Regions from separate parts of the Homo sapiens genome. Here region 2 is linked to region 1. A link is an interaction called in ENCODE POLR2A ChIA-PET data of the cell type or tissue named here. Cell type or tissue: GM12878. All regions are shown on one strand.

The links. Peaks named below come from ENCODE experiments on the same cell type or tissue, not always from the same donor. Only the 100,000 strongest peaks of a DNase experiment are listed, where the experiment ranks them.
Region 2: POLR2A ChIA-PET joins it to region 1 with 8 read pairs; 1 of 35 experiments calls an interaction of 5 or more read pairs at or near these places.

Annotation. Positions count from the first base shown.
Region 1 is chr12:94,815,813-94,819,812 of GRCh38, reverse strand. No RefSeq gene overlaps it. Among named protein-coding and RNA genes, the nearest start is that of MIR492, 17 kb to the left of the region's middle. RefSeq lists enhancers at 1,253-1,772, 3,753-3,842, 3,363-4,000. In GM12878, a CTCF peak has its summit at 1,337 (motif pointing left); a DNase peak (open chromatin) is centred at 1,542; H3K4me3 peaks cover 2,113 bases; H3K27ac peaks cover 4,000 bases.
Region 2 is chr12:94,269,859-94,273,858 of GRCh38, reverse strand. All of the region lies in intron 21 of PLXNC1 (plexin C1), which reads right to left. It also overlaps a transcript of CEP83 not described here. Among named protein-coding and RNA genes, the nearest start is that of PLXNC1-AS1, 95 kb to the right of the region's middle. In GM12878, no CTCF peak of the experiment used is centred here; a DNase peak (open chromatin) is centred at 2,276; H3K27ac peaks cover 760 bases.

The DNA.
Region 1 (4,000 bases):
CTTTTGTTGATAGGATTTCTCTTATAGTGTCATCATCTTCCTTTTTCTTATGCTCCCGATCTTCTGAAATCATGCTTCCCTGTGAGCCATTCCTGAATTTTTTGGTGTGTTCCCTGAGTATGGGACACACCTCAGATGGATCCGGGGATAGTTTCTTTTTGACTTGATCCAAGATATACCTCTTCATGAAAATGTATGTTGATCAGGGACTGTGGGTATGTATAGGGTCAACATTCTCTCCCATCTGCTTTTAAGTAAGTGCTGACTTTGCCAGGCCAGGTGAATGAGCCTACAGTCATTTTAAGGTGGAAATAATTGGTTAGTTTAGACTATTTCAGCATTTCCAACACCTAGATTCTAGTAGATATTCCTTGAAAAAGGTGTTAGCAGTGGTGAGTCCATACAGGTCTGCAGCAACCTCAATTCTTCCCTCTTCAGAAGAAAATATTTGACACAGAGACCAAGGCAAGTTTTAGAGGAATGAAAGTTTATTCAAAAGCTTTACAGCAGGAATGAAAGGAAGTGAACTTGGAAGAGGGCCAAGGGGGTGACTGGAGAGATCAAGTGCATGGATTCCCCATTGACTTGGGATTTTATATGTTGTCATATTTCCAGGAGCTTGTGTCCCTTGTCTCCTGATTCTTCCCTTGGGTGGGCTCTCCGCATCCGCAGTGGCTGCCAGCACTTAGGAGTGATGCATGCACGGTATGTTTACTGGAGTTGTACGCATGCTCACTCGAGGCATTCTTCTCTTACCAGTTGAATGTTCCTAGAAGGTCATATACCAGTTAAACTTTGCCATTTTGCCTCTTTTTTGCTTGAGCCCACTGGCCCAACTCCTGAGATCTTATCAGGAAACTGCTGATTCCCAGCTTCAGGTGTTTCTATCTATTGGGAGACTGCCTTTCTCTGGTGCTGGCTGTGACCAATTATTATTTTATTTTATTTTATTCTTTTATTTAGATTCTCGCTCTGTAGCCTAGGCTGGAGTGCAGTGGTGCGATCTCGGCTCACTGCAACCTCCGCCTCCCAGGTTCAAGCGATTCTCCTGCCTCAGGCTCCCGGGGAAGCTGGGATTACAGGTGCCCGCAACCATGCCCTGCCAATTTTTGTATTTTTATTAGAGATGGGGTTTCACTGTGTTGGCCAAGCTGGTCTCAAACTCCAGACCTCAAGAGATCCGCCTGCCTCAGCCTCCCAAAGTGCTGGGATTACAGGTGTGAGCCACCGTGCCCGGCCCAATTATTATTTTAGAGAGACAGTTAACAACTGCCTGACCTCAGTGGTTGCCTGACACTCCTGGAGTGGGGCAGGGGAGCCCTCTTCTGCCCTGCTCAGGTCTAACTAGCTACCTACTATCACAAAAGGAGTCTGGTTAAAAAGGTATTGTGGCAAAAGGGAGTATAGTATGGGTTCCCCAACCTTACTTGGCCGCAACACCTTTGTGTGGCTGAGCATCTTGGGATCAGCAGCCTGCAGGACACTGGAAATTGCTGGACTGAAGGTCAGTGATCTGAGAGACAGGAAAGTACCCGCAGCGAGACAGTGCGAAGAGAGCAATTTTAGAAATACTTCTGCTTTTGTTTCTCAGTTTTTGTTTCTCGGTGCTTATTTTTAACCTAAGTAGTAGTCATTTGAAGCTCTCAGAAGCTCATGGGCTCTTATCAGATGAAAGTACCCCAGACCTTGCAGGATTAGGAACATCATCTGGCCTGAACAGAAGGTAAAATTGCTGTCTGATTTTCTTTTTAGAGAAACCTGTTAGTGAAGCTGGCGATTCAGTTCTTTCTGGTATACATTTAGGACCTGTTAAATATATATTCTGCCTCAAGGGGAAATCATATTCTAAAAAGTAAACAATTCATAGGCAATTCTTGTACCTTGAGAATCCATTAATGGCTTTCAGAAGGCAAATTTTGTTGTCAAGGGGACAGGTTATATGGGCAACTTGCTTCTATTAATACTTTTCTGGGCAGATTAACTAAATGAACTAATATTTAACTTGGTCTAATAGAATGTTAGCCAGAACAGTGCCTGGTAACAACAACAATAATACTAGCTAACATTTCTTAAGTGGTCACTATGTCCCATAACTATTATACATGTGTTAACTAATTTAATCCTCACAAAAATGCAATGAGGTAGCTGTTATTTTTACTCCCACTTTATAAATGAGAAAATATAGTAATATAGCATATTTTACATATATACAGTAATATTGTAGCAGGACGAGCTGCAGACAAAACCCCTCAGACACCGAGTTAAGGAAGGGCTTTATTCGGCTGGGAGCGTCGGCAAGACTCACGTCTCCAACAACTGAGCTCCCCAAGTGAGCAATTCCTGTCCCTTTTAAGGGCTTACAACTCTAAGGGGGTCCGCGTGAGAGGATCGTGATCGATTGAGCAAGCTGGGAGTACGTGACTGGGGGCTGCATGCACTGGTAATCAGAACGGAACAGGACAGGGATTTTCACAATGCTTTTCCATATAATGTCTGGAATCTATAGATGACATAACCGCTTAGGTTAGGGGTCGATCTTTAACTACCAGGCCCAGGGCTCAGCGCTGGGCTGTCTGCCTGTGGATTTCATTTCTGCCTTTTAGTTTTTACTTCTTTATTTGGAGGCAGAAATTGGGTGTAAGACAATATGAGGGGTGGTCTCCTCCCTTAATATAGCATAATAGTGAGGCTAGAACCAGTGATTGGCTCTGTATTCATAAGAGTGAGTAACAAAGCAAAGCAGATTTTACAGTAAGTTCTTTCTTTTTTTTTTTTTTTTTTTTTTTTTTTTGAGACAGTCTCGCTCTGTGATCCAAGCTGGAGTGCAGTGGTGCGATCTAGGCTCATGGCCCGCCTCCCAGGTTCAAGCAATTCTTGTGCCTCAGCCTCCTAAGTAGGTGGGGTTCCAGGCCCCAGCCACCACACCCGGCTAATCTTTGTATTTTTAGCAGAGATGGGTTTTCACTATGTTGGCCAGGCTGGTCTTGAACTCCTGGCCTCAAGTGATTTGCCTGCCTTGGCCTCCCAAAGTGCTGGGGTTATAGGCGTGAGCCACTGCTCCCAGCCTATAGTACAGTTCTTTAATTTTGAGATTGAGCTCAGTTTCATAAAATCCTAGGTAGCATGTAATATATAATTAATTTTGGATTACTTTGTTCTCCTTTAGATATCTATCATAGGATTTTTAACTTCTAATTTGGAATTTTTAGACATCAGTAGATAGTATAAAAATGGAATTTACTTATGTATTTATTCAACAGCCTTTTTGGGGGCCAGTTTCTGAATTTGATTTTAGGGATGCAAAGATGACAGAGCCCATAGTTCCCTGTACTTACAGAGATGTCATCAAATGGCAAAGAGGTATAATCCTTCAAGCAGTTATCATTTCTTATGCCGTGATAGGAAAAGTGGTTTCATAAATCTTACTTTAAAAAGTCAAAGAGAAAAAGTCTGTAGGCTGCCTGCCGTGGGTCTGGACGCCAGGGAGGTGTCACACCTCTCAGATGACTTTTGAGTTGTTCCCCAGCCCTGGCTCGATTTCACCCAGAGCCCTCAGCTGCAGCTGGTAGCGTAATGTTGCTCCCGAATGTGGGTTTCTTAAGGCTGGGGAGAGGGCTTATCAGGGAGAGAGATCATGTGCTGTGAAAGGAGCACCACAGGCCCCTTTGATGATCTCCTTAAATGCCCTTTTCAACAGGGTCAGGTGTGCTTTTTGTAATGCAAATGAAGAGAGGAAAGCTGAGCGCAGGAGAGTTCTCTCGTGAGGGAAAGAGAAAGGCTGGCAGTGTGCTTGGCTGTGATGGAACTCATTTGACACTGAGGACTGGGTTATTCTTGTTTGTTTGTTTGTTTGTTTTCTTTTTGAGACAGAGTCTCGCTCTGTTGCCCAAGCTGGAGTGCAGTGACGTGATCTCGGCTCACTGCAACTTTCACCTCCTGGGTTCAAGTGATTCTCATGTCTCTGCCTCCCGAGTAGCTGGGATTACAGGTGTGCACCACC
Region 2 (4,000 bases), 550 kb after region 1:
ATGCTCTTACTATTTCAGGCATCCTTAGTTCAATTTTCTCTTACTTATAGCTGCATGTGCCAAACTGCCAGAGCTCATTTTGTGGATGCTGAGGTAGATTCGTCTATTGATGACCATTTACTTTGCACCTATTGTGTGCAGGGCACTGTAGGTGATACAAATCAGAACCTGTACTCATCCTGCTTGGGAAGTACTAGCAGACTAGTAGAAGAACTGTGGGGCATATACAACACATTCTAATGCCAGGTAGAATGTGGGAGGTACAGACGGAGCATTTTAGGGATTTAGAGAGGTACCTCTTTTAGGTCGGCAGGGGGTTTTCAAACAGAGAAATCAAGGAAGGCTGCATGGAGGAGGCAGCATTTGAATTGGGTCGCAAAGAGCTGTAGTTCATGAGGGAGGCCCCTAGACCATGGAGACACTTGGCTTCCAGTCTCTAATTAGACTGGTGAGCAGGAAGCTTCAATCACTCACTCAGGCTATCAGGTCAGGAAGTCTACAGAAAAAAATCCCACCTTCTTTGGGTGGAAGTATGGGTGGAGGACTTGTAGCCCAGGCCTGCCTCCCAAAACCACCTCCTGCCACCTGAAAGAGAGTCCCTGTACTATTCATAGGAAAAAAATATGGTAAAGAAAAGAATATGGTTCTAGATTTGTAATAATAAGGACCAGCATTTATTGAGTGCTTATCACGTACTGGGAATGCAATTATAGGTTCATTCAATCCTCACAACTGCTCTATGAAGTAGGTGCCATTATTAGCCTCATTTAATGGATGAGGAAACCGAGACCAGAGAGATTTAGAAGCATGTCCAAAATCATGGAGCCGGTGGGAGTCATAACTAGGACGTGTCCTGACTCTGGGCTGCGAAGCGAAGAGGCCAGCCAAGGTGATGAGCCTCCCAAGGGCAGTTCCCCTCTGCTTGAAGGCCTCAATGAATGCCCTCCCAGGAGACAGGCTGGACATAGGCGATCTGGTAGAGGAGGCTTGACCTCCTCACCCCAGCTTGATATTGAACCCCACAGAACCCACTGAATCTGGAGCACCCTGTGCCTCCGGTGCCACCCAAGGACATTTTTACAGAGCTTCTGTTCACCCAGAATAAAGGTGACATTTCCCAGCCTCTGCTGCTGCCAGGTGTGGCCAGTATGCTCCAGATTCAGTGGGCTCAAATGATCCTCCCACCTTGGCCTCCAAAGTGCTGGGATTACAGGTGTGAGCCACCATGCCCAGTGGGAAGTCTTCGATCCGAACAAAAGGGAGAGTAGTGCTTGGAGCGGTGGCAGCCATCTTGTGACTAGGATGGCAGGGCCAGGAGGCACTGGGAGATGGTGACCCAGAGCTGGCCTCTTGGCTTCGCAGCTCAGAGTCAGGACATGTTCTGGTTATGACTAAGTCCTGGCCGATGACATTAAGTGGATATGTTATGTGGCACTTCCTTAAAAGATGGCTGGTGACCATCTGCCCTCCTTTCTACAGCCCTGCTTACATCCTGCTGGCTGGGATGGGGAATGAGGCTGGGGTGAGCAGACACTTAGAATATGAGGACAAGAGAGGAGCAGCTGCTCTACCAGCCCTGCACTGCCCACCCAGAATGCCACCAGGGAGAGAACTCAGCTTCTCTGTTGCTGAAGCCACAGACATCTTGGGTCTCTGTTCTGTACAACTGAACTGCATCCTGATTGATTTGGGAATGATGCCTATTACCAAGGAGGGTTATGAGAAAGAAAAGACTATTGGAAAATGTATGGTCCAGAAGGCCCGGGAAGAGGGCCAGGCTGGAAAGGCCTGGCCCCTTTGTAGCATGTCAGCCATCAGCCTCTCACAGGTTATCACGGTCGTCTCCTGTTCACATCTGCCCAATGGGATACTGTCTGCCACAGGTTGTAAACACCCCATCACAGCGGTCATATGTAACATTTTTAACAAGAACATAAGCACACAGGCACCCAAGAAATGCTTTTCATGATGATGGAATCAGCTAATCAACTCCCCCACATCCCACATCATCAATAAATAACCAACCAAAAAGAATACTGACGGGACACTTTCTGCTTAGTGAAGCTTACAGGAGACAAGAGAAAAGCACACCTCAGACAAGGAAAACTGAATCAAAAAAGAATGAGCACCTACTTCACACCAGGAAAGATGGCTAGACGTGGTACATGTATTATTTTCTGACCTCACCACAAATATGCGAGGGCAGGTTTTGGTCATTGCCTGTTTACAGAAGAGGAAACAGGTTTTGAGAGGTTGAGAGACTTGCCCAGAGTAAAGTGGCTGAGCCCAGATTCAAACCCAAGACTATCAGACTCCAAACCCCACCTCTTCTGCACACGGCCTGGGAACATGTAACTGCATTCCCCTTTCACTACCGGTTTTACCCATCGTCCCGTCACATGATTTGGTGGTTTTGGGTATTGAGGAGGCAGAGAGGATAAGGCTGCAGGGGGCTGGCAGGATGAATCAAGGGCAGGGGAACAGGTCTTTTCCCACATGGGAAGATGATCTGGCTACCTCACTGTCTCCTCAACCATATTCTTGGCTAATAAAAGCAGGAACGTTGCTGCCTCCTTTCTGTGATACCTTATAATGCCTAGAAAGTAACTGTAAGATAATTTATTACAAACTGGCAACTTTATCATAAAAGGCCTTGGAGCAATAATTGCTTTCATTAAATAAAACCTATAAAATATATTTCTAATTTTATTTCAGGGCCGAATGAAAGTCAAGAGAAAAGCCTAGTTCTTATACCAACCTGAATTAAAGAGAGAAGAAACAAGAAAGAAAATTCAGTTTCAGAAGTTCCGTAGAAGCAGCATGAGGCCAGTTAGAAGTGCAAGTCTGAGGGAAACTTCTGATCTAAGCTTCTTTCCAAGCCAGAGTCAGCAGCCCTGGGACATTCTGCCTGACGTTCCCCTTTGAGCTGCGCTTGCCCATCCAGCCTCCCCTCTTCACTCTGCTCCCCTTTTCCTTTCCCCACAAAGATCCATAAATCACAGCTTCCTGGATCAAGGGATCTGCTACTCTAACAGAAGAGTAAGGGGTGGAGGACAGGGTAACGAGAGCCTTTTTCCATTTAAAAAAAAAAAAAAGTAATGGAGATAATTTTCTCAAATTTAGGTTTCTCTCACCAATTTTTCTATACTTGCTAGCATTTGCTAACGTTTTGTCCATCCTAGAATCAAGTATGAAGAGCTGTCTGATTTAGCCCAAGATAACTGATTTTAGTATTCACAGTATTTGCGGGTGCAGGGTTGGGGGTGGGGGTGGGTGTTGTGTGTTGGCAAAGAGCCCCATGAGTTTCAGACTTGTAAATAGTGGCAAGGCATTTCCATTGCTGTGTCCCAGAAGGGGAGGAAAGAGGCCAACCTGTTTGTGGGTTTGTGGGAGGGAGGATTCTGGTTCCTATTCTCTACTATGTCAAGCTCTAGATTAAAGGCCAACAAACTTTCTGCAAAGGGCCAGAAAGTATTTAAGACTTAAAACTCATATGATCTCTGTGACAACTACTCCACTCTGCACTGTAGCAGGAAAGCAGCTATAGACAATAAGGAAATGAACAGGTGTTCCAATAGAACTTTATAAAAATAGGCAGAGGGGCCACATTTGGCCCACAGGCTGTTGTTTGCTGGTCCCTGCTCTAGATAACAGTACCTTCAAATGGAATGCTAACTTTGACAATAGCAACAAGACAAATCTGGAAAATGCTTTCTATCTCCGCCATGACTTGTGATAAAATTTACCATTCTCTGAGGGGTACAAATATAAATAATGATCCTAACAATAACATAATAGAGTCACATTTGAGCTATAAAGAAAAAAAGTAAATACTTTTATATTTAGATAACTAAATTATTTTCTAATTCCAAGATTACAGGCATGAGAAGAAAGTGTATGAAGAGGAAAGTCATTTAAAGCACCCATTACATGTTAATTTTTCATTTTCCATGACTTGCCATCAACGAGGGAATGACTTACCTAAAATGATTGTAAAAAG